Regions from separate parts of the Homo sapiens genome. Here region 1 is linked to region 2. A link is a contact called in ENCODE Hi-C or POLR2A ChIA-PET data. All regions are on one chromosome and are shown on one strand. Each heading gives the region's core, a stretch centred on a gene start or an enhancer-like site at or near the end of the contact. The rest is flanking DNA. Distances are from core to core; before and after follow the strand shown. Region 1 has its middle 20 kb from the start of EGLN2. Region 2 has its middle 32 kb from the start of LTBP4.

The links. Hi-C counts contacts between places; a loop is a spot of excess contacts on that map. ChIA-PET counts read pairs that join two places held with the same protein, here RNA polymerase II (POLR2A). Pooled maps may share reads with other maps.
Region 1: a pooled map shows a loop between it and region 2 (4-fold over the local background). The contact joins two enhancer-like sites. A Hi-C loop is called at or near these places in 5 of 50 pooled maps. POLR2A ChIA-PET finds 5 or more read pairs at or near these places in 5 of 52 experiments (A549, AG04450, WTC11 and 2 more).

Annotation. Positions count from the first base shown.
Region 1 is chr19:40,816,624-40,822,400 of GRCh38, forward strand. It overlaps the pseudogene CYP2F2P. Among named protein-coding and RNA genes, the nearest start is that of EGLN2, 20 kb to the left of the region's middle. RefSeq lists an enhancer at 1,891-2,100. Within about 2 kb of position 2,113, at least 16 of the 41 ENCODE cell types and tissues checked have a DNase peak (open chromatin) inside an H3K27ac peak, as active enhancers do.
Region 2 is chr19:40,630,427-40,635,865 of GRCh38, forward strand. No RefSeq gene overlaps it. Among named protein-coding and RNA genes, the nearest start is that of LTBP4, 32 kb to the left of the region's middle. RefSeq lists an enhancer at 474-1,064. Within about 2 kb of position 4,190, at least 8 of the 41 ENCODE cell types and tissues checked have a DNase peak (open chromatin) inside an H3K27ac peak, as active enhancers do.

The DNA of each region.
Region 1 (5,777 bases), core at 863-3,362, 180 kb after region 2:
TAGCGGGCGCCTGTAATCCCAGCTGCTCGGGAGGCTGAGGCACGAAAATTGCTTGAACCCAGGAGGTGGAGGTTGCAGTGAGCTGAGATCGAGCCACTGCACTCCAGCCTGGGTGACAGAGCAAGACTCTGTCTCAAAAAATAAAAATAAAAGTAAATTAGCCAGGTGTGGTTGTGGTGCACCCTGTAGTCCCAGCTACTCAGGAGGCTAAGGTGGGAGGATCGCTTGAGCCTGGGAGGCTGAAACTGCAGTGAGATGTGATTATGCCATTGCATCCCAGCCTGAGAGACAGAGTGAGAGCTTGTCTCTAAAAAAAGGAAAAAAAAAAAAGAAGAGGAAGAAGAAGAAAAAGAAGTGCAGTGTCTGTAGCCTCAGAGTCTGAATTTAGATACCAGCTCTGCCTGTTTCTGTGTGATCTTGGGCAACTCACTTCACCTCTCTGAGCCTCAGTTTGCTCATCTGTAAAAATGTGGTAATACTGCTTTGTGGCCAGGTGTGGTGGCTCATGCCTGTAATCCCAGTGCTTTGGGGGGATGAGGTGGGAGGATCGCTTTAGGTCAGGAGTTCAAGACCAGCCTAGGCAACATTGCAAGACCCTGTCTCTACTAAAGATTAAAAAAAAAAAAGTTAGCCAGGCACGGTGACTGTAGTCCCAGCTATTTGGTGATCTGAAGCAGAAGCAGGAGGATCAGTTGAACCCAGAAGTTCAAGGTTGCAGTGAGCCTTGAATTGTGCCATTGCACTCCAGCCTGGGCAACAAGAGGGAGACCCTGGCTATAAAAGAAATAAACAGGGTAGGTGCGGTTGCCGGTGGCTCACGCCTCTAATTCCAGCACTTTGGGAGGCTGAGGTGGGCGGATCACAAGGTCAGGAGATTGAGACCATCCTGGCTAACAGGGTGAAACTCTTGTTTCTACTAAAAATACAAAAAATTAGCCGGGCGTGGTGGCGCACGCCTGTAGTCCCAGCTACTCAGGAGGCTGAGGCAGGAGAATCACGTGAACCAGGGAGGCGGAGGTTGCAGTGAGCCAAGATCGCACCACTGCACTCCAGCCTGGGTGACAGAGCGAGACTCTGTCTCAAAAAAAAAAAAAAAAAGGAAAGAAAAAAGAAACAAAAGCCCCCAAAACAAACCAGAGCAAAGTAGGGAGACTTAAATGAGGCATTCAGAACAGTGTGCAAATAGGGAGTGTCATTTAGTGTCAGTGCTTGTTCCATCTTAGCCTCACTTTGCCCTGCTTTCCCCATCTCTCTGCAGTGCCCTGCATCTCTTGCATATTCTCTCTGATATCTCTCTGCTGTCATCTTCTTCTTGATATCTCTCTGCTGTCTTCTTCTTTTTCTTTCTTACTTTTTTTTTTTTTGGGGGGGGTCTCACTCCTGTCTCCCAGGCGGGAATGCAGTGGCACAATGATAGTCCATTGCAGCCTCGACCTCCCAGACTCAAGAAATCCTCCTGCCCCACTTTTTGACTTTTTTGTAGAGTCAGGCCTCACTCTGTTGTCCAGGCTGGTCTCAAACTCCTGGGTTCAAGCGATCCTCCCGCCTCGGCCTCCCAAAGTGCTGGGATTACAGGTGTGAGCCACTTCGCCTGGTCCTGCTATCTTTTTCTCTGTCTTGGTTTCTCTGCCTCACTGGCTTCAGGTCCTCGCAGCCTTTACCTTCAAGCCTGTCTCCAGGATACAATTTGTCCCACCCTAGCCACCCTAAAGGTGAGGGCAAAACTAGCCAGTGTCTCCATCTCTGCAGCCAGCTCCCTTCTCCCCATCCTAAATGACTCTCATTCTCACTTTAATTCAGCCAAGACTGGTTTGAATCTATTACAATGTACTAAGAAATGATACAAAAAGCCCAGAAAAGGGCGTGCCATAGAACAAGCTCTGTGGGTACAAAAAGACATGCCACATCTGCCTCTGCCCTGCAGACGGGGTACAGATTGGAGGGATGGGGGAAGGGCACGCGGCAGGCACAGCATGCAGGGAAGACAGCGTGACTGCCAGAGGGATGGAGGCAGACCGTGGACCAAGAAGGGGACGTAGCAACCCACATGGGTGGGCCTCATCGCTCACAGGCGAATCTGGAAGGGCCGGGGCGTTAGCGCGGGTGCAGGCACAGCTGGAAAGGCCGCGGCAAATTGCCAAGACCTGAGCTGAGCGGGGTCAGGTCGATGTCCTCGGGCGCACCCAGCGGCTGCAGCGAAAAGCTCTGCAGGATGGCGGTGAGGTACAGAAAGAGCTCCATGCGCGCCAGCGACTCTCCCAGGCACAGACGGTGCCCTGCAGGGGTGGCAGGATGGGGAGCGGTGGTGAGATAAGATGAGGTTAGAGGCTGCAACCCCACATTCCCAGAGGAAAACATAAGAGGAAAGGAAGACAGCAGCTGGGGACGTCACAGATTCACCCATGTAAAGATGTGGGAAAGATGCTTTAAACTGTGGAGCGGAATGACCTGGGCTGCTTGGGTTCGAATCCCGGTGCTGTCACTACTAGTTTTGTGATCCTGGACAAACCACACTTTCTGGGTATTTAAAATGGGGATATGAAGACTGGGCGCGCTGGCTTAGGCCTGTAATCCCAGCACTTTCGGAGGCCGAGGCAAGAGGATCTCTTGAGCCCAGGAGTTTGAGAGCAGCCTGGGCAACACAGCAAGATCCCATCTCTATAAAAAATTTAAAAAAAAATGTGCAAGGTGGCACATGCCTGCAGTCCCAGCTGCTTGGGAGGCTGAGGCGAGGGGATCACTTGAGCCCAGGAGATCAAGGCTGCAGTGAGCCATGATCGTGCCACTGCCCTCCAGCCTGGGTGAGAGCAAGACCCTGTCTCAGAAAGAAAAATAAAAGGAGGGATAGTAATAGTGCCTCATGAGGCTGCTGTGAATGGTAAACACAGGGAAAGCAGTGAGGCTGTAAGTAGCTCACCATGGGCCATGCCCTACTCTAAGCATTACATCACAATTAATTCTAACAACTCCAAGAGGCAGGCCTTAGTATTATCTCCATTTTATAGATGTGGACATTGAGGTACAGAGAAGTGAAGTAACATACCCAAGGCAACACAGCTAGGGGGTGACAGATGGGATGCAAACCCTGCTGGAATCTGGGCTGCACATTCCCAGCGGAAAACATAAGCTCTTAGCTGGGCTCTTGTAGAGGCAGCACTTGACGCACAGTAGGCAATATGGTAAGTTACCTATTATTATGCCAGTTGTTTTTTCTTTTCCTGCTACTGAGTAAAGAGGGAAGTATTTTTCAGCAGGGTAAAGAGGAAAGCCAAAAAACAAAACAAAACAAAAACCCTAGAACCACCTCAACTGCGCCACCCAGTGGAGAGGTAGACAATGACCACTCCCAAGTTCAATTATTATTTTTTCTTTTAAACATTTTATATATTTTTTATTTTTGGCTAGTCAGTATTTTTTATTTTAGAGAAAGGATCTCGCTCTGTCGCCCAGACTGGGGTGCAGTGGCATGATCATACTCACTGTAACCTCAAACTCCTGAGCTCAAGTGATCATCCCACCTCAGCCTCCCAAGTAGCTGGGACCGCAGATGCACACCACACCACATCTAGGTAATTTAAAAATTTTCAGTAGAGAAAGGGTCTTGCCATGTTGTCCAGGCTGGTCTTGAACTCCTGGCCTCAAGCGATCCTCCCACCTCAGCCTCCCAAAGTGCTGGGATTACAGGCATGAGCCGATGAACCTGGCCCAAGTTAAATAATAATTATTATAATTATTATTTATTTATTTTTTTGAGACGGAGTTTTGCTCTTGTTGCCCAGGCTGGAGTGCAATGGCGCGATCTCGGCCCACTGCAAGCTCCATCTCCTGGATTCAAGTGATTCTCCTGCCTCAGCCTCCAGAGGAGCTGGGATTACAGGCATGTGCCACCATTTCCTGCCTAATTTTTTTTCTTTTTTTTTTTTTTTTGAGATGGAGTCTCACTCTGTCGCCCAGGCTGGAGTGCAGTGGTGCGGTCTCTGCTCACTGCAAGGCCCGCCTCCCAGGTTCACGCCATTCTCCTGCCTCAGCCTCCCGAGTAGCTGGGACTACAGGAGCCCACCACCATCCCCGGCTAATTTTTTTGTATTTTTAGTAGAGATGGTGTTTCATCGTGTTAGCTAGGATGGTCTCGATCTCCTGACCTTCTGATCTGCCCGCCTTGGCCTCCCAAAGTGCTGGTATTACAGGCGTGCATTCCTGGCTAGTTTTGTATTTTTAGTAGAGACAGGGTTTCACCATGTTGGTCAGGCTAATCTTGGACTCCTGACCTCAGGTGACCTGCCCGCCTAGATCTCCCAAAGTGCTGGGATTACAGGTGTGAGTAACTGCCCCTGGCTGTTAAATTATTATCATTATTTTTTTTGAGACAGAGTCTCGCTTTGTTGCCGAGGCTGGAGTACAATGGTGCAATCTCGGCTCGCCGCAACCTCCGGCTCCCGGGTTCAAGTGATTTTCCTGTTTCTCCTCAGGAGTAGCTGGGACTATGGGCGCCCACCACCACACCCGGCTAATTTTTGTATTTTAAGCAGAGACAGGGTTTCACCATATTGGTCAGGCTGGTCTCGAACTCCTGACCTCAGGCGATCCACCCACCTCAGCCTCCCAAAGTGCTGGGATTACAGGTGTGAGTCACCATGCCCAGTCCCAAGTTAAATTATTAATCAACCTCCCCACCTTGCTTCACGAGGATTTTAGTCACTACTTGCCTATAGGAGCAGAGTTGAGAGGAGGAATGAATGTCTCTGTGCATCCAAAGCTGAGAATGGGTGGAAGGAAGGAGTGAGCGGATTTGGCAAGTGGAATTAGGATGAGGAATGTAGGTAGAAATTGGGCCAGAAAGACTCTGATTCCTGCCCTCACCAGCTGAGAAGGGCATGAAGGCTGGACTCTTCTTGAAGGACTGATTGGCATCCAAAAAATGCTCGGGGTTGAACTCCTGGGGCGTCAGGAACTGGCTGGGGTCGTAGTGGACGGTGTTAAGGAGGGTGATGACATCGGTGCCCTGTGTGGGTGAGGAGGTGGACTTAGCAGTGTAGGAGGGCTGGGAGGCTCCCAAACTCCTTTCCATTGTATTGGGCTGGGTGTCCTGGGGACTTGATAAGGGGTGGGTATAGGTGGGTATAGGACTCAATCGGGGGCCAAGGAAATATGTGTGGGTGTCTAGGGTTCCAAGTGATGGGTGCTATATGCTGTATTATTGGGGACTTTGGCAGGGATGTGGGAAACCCCCACCCTTTGTGGGAGCAGATGTGGGGTTTCTGGGGAAAAGGAGGGGTCCCTGAGAATAGCGTTTAGGCCCAGGGATCCTCCAGATGAAGTTCCACACCCCAGGGCTTCCAGGGAGGGGTTCTAGGAAGGGGATTTGTCACGGTGAAGGGGTCTAGTCCAGTATGATATGAGATGGGGTCCTGGCAAAGGCCTGAGCTTCTGGATTTAAGGGTCTGAGATGTCTGTAGCTAGGGCTTGGGATGCCAGTTGCTAAGGCCTGGGGTGTTGATTGCTAGTGCCTGGGATACTGCTTGCGAGCTGCAAGAGCCTGGGATGCCTCCTCTTAGGTTGCCTGATGTCGTTTGCCAGGCCTAGCGCACCTTGGGTATCAGGAAGCCGTGAAAGGCCGTGTCCCTAGTGATGCGGTGCGGCAAGTTCATGGGGATGATGTCTGCAAAGCGCTGCACCTCGTGGATCACCATGTCTGTGTAAGGCATGGCCGCGCGGTCCTTCAGCGCTGGCAGCCGCACGTGTCCCACCACAAGGTTGATCTCCTCCTGCACGTGGGC
Region 2 (5,439 bases), core at 2,940-5,439:
TTTTTTAGAGATGAGGTCTCCCTATGTTGCCCAGTCTGGTCTCAAATTCCTGGGCTCAAGTGATCCTCCCACCTCGGCCTCCCAAAGTGCTGAGATTATAGATGTGAGCCACCGTGCTTGGCCTAGAAGTCTTAAGCTGTCCTGGAACAAGTGGGGCAAGAGCAGGGAGCAGGAGTCCCTGGAGGGCCAAACCCAGACCTGACGCTCCAGCTAGGAGTTGGCTGTGGATGGAGTATGGAGCGGCAGTCCTGACAGCTGGAGGCGGGAATGAGCTCTGTGTGTGATGGTGGAGTGCCCAGCACGGACCTCCTCCATGTGCCCTGCCTGCTTACTGGCCATGTTCCTAGTCCAGACTCCTCCTCCCTAAAAAACAAGAACGGCCTAGATCAGCATAAACTTAGGGCAGGAGTAGGGGTCGGGAATCGTGGGTGATCAACTTGGCACTGGGCCAAGCTGGGAAAAAAAAAAAAAATGTACCTCAGCCAGGCGCGATGGCTCACACATGTAATCCCAGCGCTTTGGGAGGCCCAGGCAGGCGGATCACGAGGTCAAGAGATCAAGACCATCCTGGCCAACATGGTGAAACCTGGTCTCAACTAAAAATATAAAAATTAGCCCGCCATGGTGGCATGCAACTGTAATCCCAGCTATTTAGGAGGCGGAGATAGGAGAATCACTTAAACCCAGGAGGCAGAGGTTGCAGTGAGCCGAGATGACGCCACTGCACTCCAGTCTGGCGACAGAGCCAGACTGCATCTCAAAAACAAAAACCCACAAAACTGTACCTGTCATTCTTCACCCACCTGTCAATTCTTGTGTCCCCAGGGTTTCAAACTCATATGCTGCAAAGACCAGAACCGGAATGTTAGCAGGAAGCAGGGAAAATTGAGGCACACATTACCTTCTGCCTAAGGCTTGGTTAGACTAGGAAGGGGAATTTTCCCCATTGTTAATACTTTTTTTTGGCCTGGCGGGGTGGCTCACGATTGTAATCCCAGCACTTCGGGAGGCCAAGGCAGGATGATCACTTGAGCTCGGGAGTTTGAGACCAGCCTGGCAACATAGTGAGACCCCATCTCTACAAAAAAGTAGCTGGGTGCGATGGTACATGCCTGTAGTCCCAACTACTTGGGAGGCTGAGGTGGGATGATTGCTTGAGCCCAGGAGGTCGAGACTGCAGTGAGCTGTGATCGTGCCTCTGCATTCCAGCCTGGGTGACAAAGGCATACCTTGTCTCCAAAAAAGTTTTTTTTAATGTATATTTTTAATAACTATCTGATATTGTTTGGCTGTGTCCCCACCCAAATCTCATCTCAAATTGTAATCAGAATTGTAATCCGGGGAAGGACCTGGTGGGAGGTGATTGGATCATGGGGACAGTTTCCCCCATGCTGTTATCGTGATAGTGAGTGAGTTCTCACAAGATCTGATGGTTTTATAAGGGGCTCTTCTCCCTTGGCTCGCTGTCTCTCCTGCCGCCTTGTGAAGAAGGTGACTGCTTCCCCTTTGCCTTCTGCCATGATTGTAAGTTTCTGAGGCCTCCCTAGCCATGCAGAACTGTGAATCAAGTAAACCTCTTTCCTTTATAAATTACCCAGTCTTGGGTGGTATCTTTATGGCAGAGTAAGAATGGACCAATAGGGCCGGGCACGGTGGCTCATGCCTGCAATCCCAGCACTTTGGGAGGCTGAAACAGGTGGATCACCTGAGGTCTGGAGTTCAAGAGCAGCCTGGCCAACATGGTGAAACCCCATCTCTACTAAAAATACAAAAATTAGCAGAGCATGGTGGTGGATGCCTGTAATACTACCTACTCGGGAGGCTGAGGCAGGAGAATCGCTTGAACCCAGGAGCCGGAGGTTGCAGTGAGCTGAGATTGGGCCACTGCACTCCAGCCTGGGTGACAGAGCAAGACTCTGTCTCAAAAAAACCAAAAACAAACAGAAAAAGACTAATATAGTACCCTATGGGGCCTATTTGGCCTATGAGGCTCCAGTTTTAATCCTCTAGGCACTGCTGAAATTGCATAAATTGTGGATTGGAGGCTGCTTCCTGACCTGATCTCCAGCCCACCCGCTGAGTGTCAGGAGGGGTCACATGCCCAGCAGCCTCCTGTGCTACATCGGGGAATCATACTAAGAGCGCCTACCCTGCAGGATTGGTGGTGGTGGTTAAATGAATTGTCATATATGTGCTTAGAATGTCACCTGGTACAGAGCAAGGGCTCAGTCATTGTTGGCATAACCCTGGGCCTCCCAGGATATGCTGAGCCCTGTGGCTGGGCAGATAGTAAGGTCTTGTTCTTTTCTCTTTTCCTTTCCTTCTTCCTTTTCTTTTCTTTCTTTCTTTCTTTCTTTTTTTTTTTTGACATAGGGTCTTGCTCTGTTGCCCAGGTTGGAGTGCAGTGGTGCCACCATGGCTCACTGCAGCCTCAACCTCCCAGGCTCAAGTGATCCTCCCACCTCAGCCTCTCAATTAGCTGGAACTGCAGGCATGTGCCACCATGCTCAGCTAATTTTTTAATTTTTATTTTTTGTAGAGAGGGGACCTTACTGTGTTGCACAAGCTGATCTCAAACTCCTGGGCTAAAGTGATTCTCCTGCACTTTGGCCTGCCAAAGTGCTGGGATTACATGTATGACCCACGGCACCTGGCCTGGCTAGGTCTTTTTCTTTACCAATTCTCCCTCCCAGGGTGGAGGAGGAGGCCAGACCCCATCCCCTTCAACAGGACAGTGAGAAACACCTAACACAAGGCCTTGGTGGGGAGGAGTGTCAGACAAGGAGTGGCTCAAGGCTCCACAAAGGGGTGACAGTTGCACAAAACTGTCTGTACCAAAAATCATTGAATTATACACTACACATGGGTGACTTGTGTGGTATGTGAATCATAAGTCAATAAAGCCCTTCTTTAAAAACGCCGACTCTACAAAGCGTTTCAGAAAGTTACCCTCCAGCTGATACAGGGAACCCGACCCAACCACTAATTCCTCAGTCATTCATTCAACAAATATTTTCCTGCTTTGCAATAAGTGAATTCGAGGAACACAAACTTTAACCCAGCCTTGGGGGGTGGTTAGGGAGGGCTCCTGGAGGAGGAGATGTTGGAGCTGAGAGTTGATTACTGTAGGGAAATGAGCAAGATGAAAGGGGTGGAGGTGCCTATAATCCCAGCTACTCCGGAGGCTGAGGCAGGAGAATCTCTTGAACCCGGGAGGCAGAGGTTGCAGTGAGCCAGGATTGCACCGCTGCACTCCAGCCTGGGCAACAGAGTGAGACTCTGTCAGAAAGAAAGAGAGAGAGAGAGAGGAAGGAAGGAAGGAAAGAAGGAAGGAAAAGAAAGAAAGAAAGAAAGAAAGAAAGAAAGAAAGAAAGAAAGAAAGAAAGAAAGAGAAAGAAAGAAAGAAAGAGAGAGAAAAAGAAAAGAGAAAGAGGTGGAGAACCATGTTCCAGGTGGAGGGGACAGCACTTCCGAAGGCCTAGAAGTAAGAGAGCAAGTGTCTGTTAGATGTCTTTCCTTTGGTATCTAAGGCCTGTATTGGACAACAATGGTGACAATCTTGGTGCCTGAGAAATCCCAGGCCCTTGCCTTCATGGGGGACACCGACACATCACCACACATGAGAGCCTGTGCTGTATGGGGGAGGCACAGGCAGGGGTCAGGCTGCGGTGGGGGAAGATCAGAGGGCATGCATGCCCAGAGGAGACACTTGATCCAGTCTGAGAGATGATCAGGGAAGGCTTTCTGGAGAAAGAGACAAAGCTCTGAACAGTCTCTGTTTGGGCGTCTAGATCCCTTTGAGAATCTGTCGAAAGCTCATTCACAGAAGAAAAACTCACACAAACAAAGGTTGCAGGCAATTTCCAAGTATTCTCATCCTTCCTCGGAATCTTCTGTGGGTATCCCATTCCCACCCCGCCCCCACAACCACCTTGCTGCATAAATGTCCCAGGAATTGCGACAGGGCTGGCCAACAGTGCTGGAAAACTGCAATCGAATTTCAGCATCCTGGGAGTGGGATCTTTCTTCTGAGATCTCGCCCGCCGCCGGGCCTGGAGGGTGTGCCCCATGGATCTAATTGTTATCCTGCCTGCATCCCCTGCACTAACCCCCAGACCTGGCGTTGGGGCTTCTGGCACTGGCCGGGACCGACGCGTTCTCCTCTGGAATGTTCAGAGGGAGGTAGTCCAGGCGGTCACCGCGCTCGCCAGACAAGCAACGCAGCGCCCCCCGATGGCCACCGCGCGCCGGCGCAGCCCAAGCCGGCTGCGCCCCCTAGTGGCCGATGCTCGTAAAGTCTTCAGCGAGCCCCGAGCTTTTGCTAGCCAGCCCTTGGTTTTGCAGGCTGGGGTCATCGTCGTTGTCATCGTTGGCATCATCATCATCATCATCATCATCATCATCATCATCAATAGCTAGTAGGCTTGGCGTGGTGGCCCACACCTGTAATCCTAGCACTTTGGGAGGCCGAGGCAGGTGGATCACTTGAGGCCAGAAGTTCGAGACCAGCCTGGCCAACATGGTGAAACCCCGTCTCTACAAAACAGTACAAAAAAGCAACCGGGTGTGGTGGTGGGCACCTGTAATCCCAGCTACTCGGGAGGCTGAGGCATGAGAATAGCTTGAACCTGGAAGGCGGAGGTTACAGTGAACTGAGATCGAACCACTGCACTCCAGCCTGGGCAACAGAGTGAGACTCTGTCTCAAAAAAAAAAAAAAAAAAAAAGCTATGATCATCCAGGCAGTGATTCATGCCTGTAACCGCAGGGCTTTGGGAGGCCAAGGCAGGAGGATGTCATGAGGCCATGAGTTCTAGACTAACCTGGGCGACAGAGCAAGAGCTGTCTCTATAAAACAAAACAAAATGCTATAGACCAGACGCAGTAGCTCACACCTATAATCCCAGTGCTTTGGGAGGCCAAGGCAGGCGGATCACCTGAGGTCAGGAGTTCGAGACCAGCCTGGCCAACATGGTGAAACCCCATCTCTACACTTTGAAAACCACTACTTTAACTGTCTCTCCCACAGGGAGAGCTGCCTCCTTCACTCTCAGCTCATTTGGTTCACATGTTGACCCTACTGGAAGACTCCAGACCTGGCCAGTGAGAGAATCCCTTCCCTTCAGCCTTTGCAACTGGCTTAGGGACAGGTGTGTCCCTGAAGCTGGACTGATGAGCATTGGCTCTGGAACTACTGCTGATTGTTGAAGAAGGGGCTTCCTAGACATACTGTGCTGAAAGGGCACAGGCTTGGAACACTGGGTTCTTACATGGGAGAAGAGCTGGCCTGAAAATGCAGCCAACACGAGGGGAAGCAGCGCTGGGAGAGGAACAGAGAGACTGGTGCCTGGCGCACGTCATCTGCACCTCTGTCTCACCCTTCTCCAGAACATTTCTTTGCATCTTACATCAAATTTGTCAGCAAATTCTGTCGGCTCTA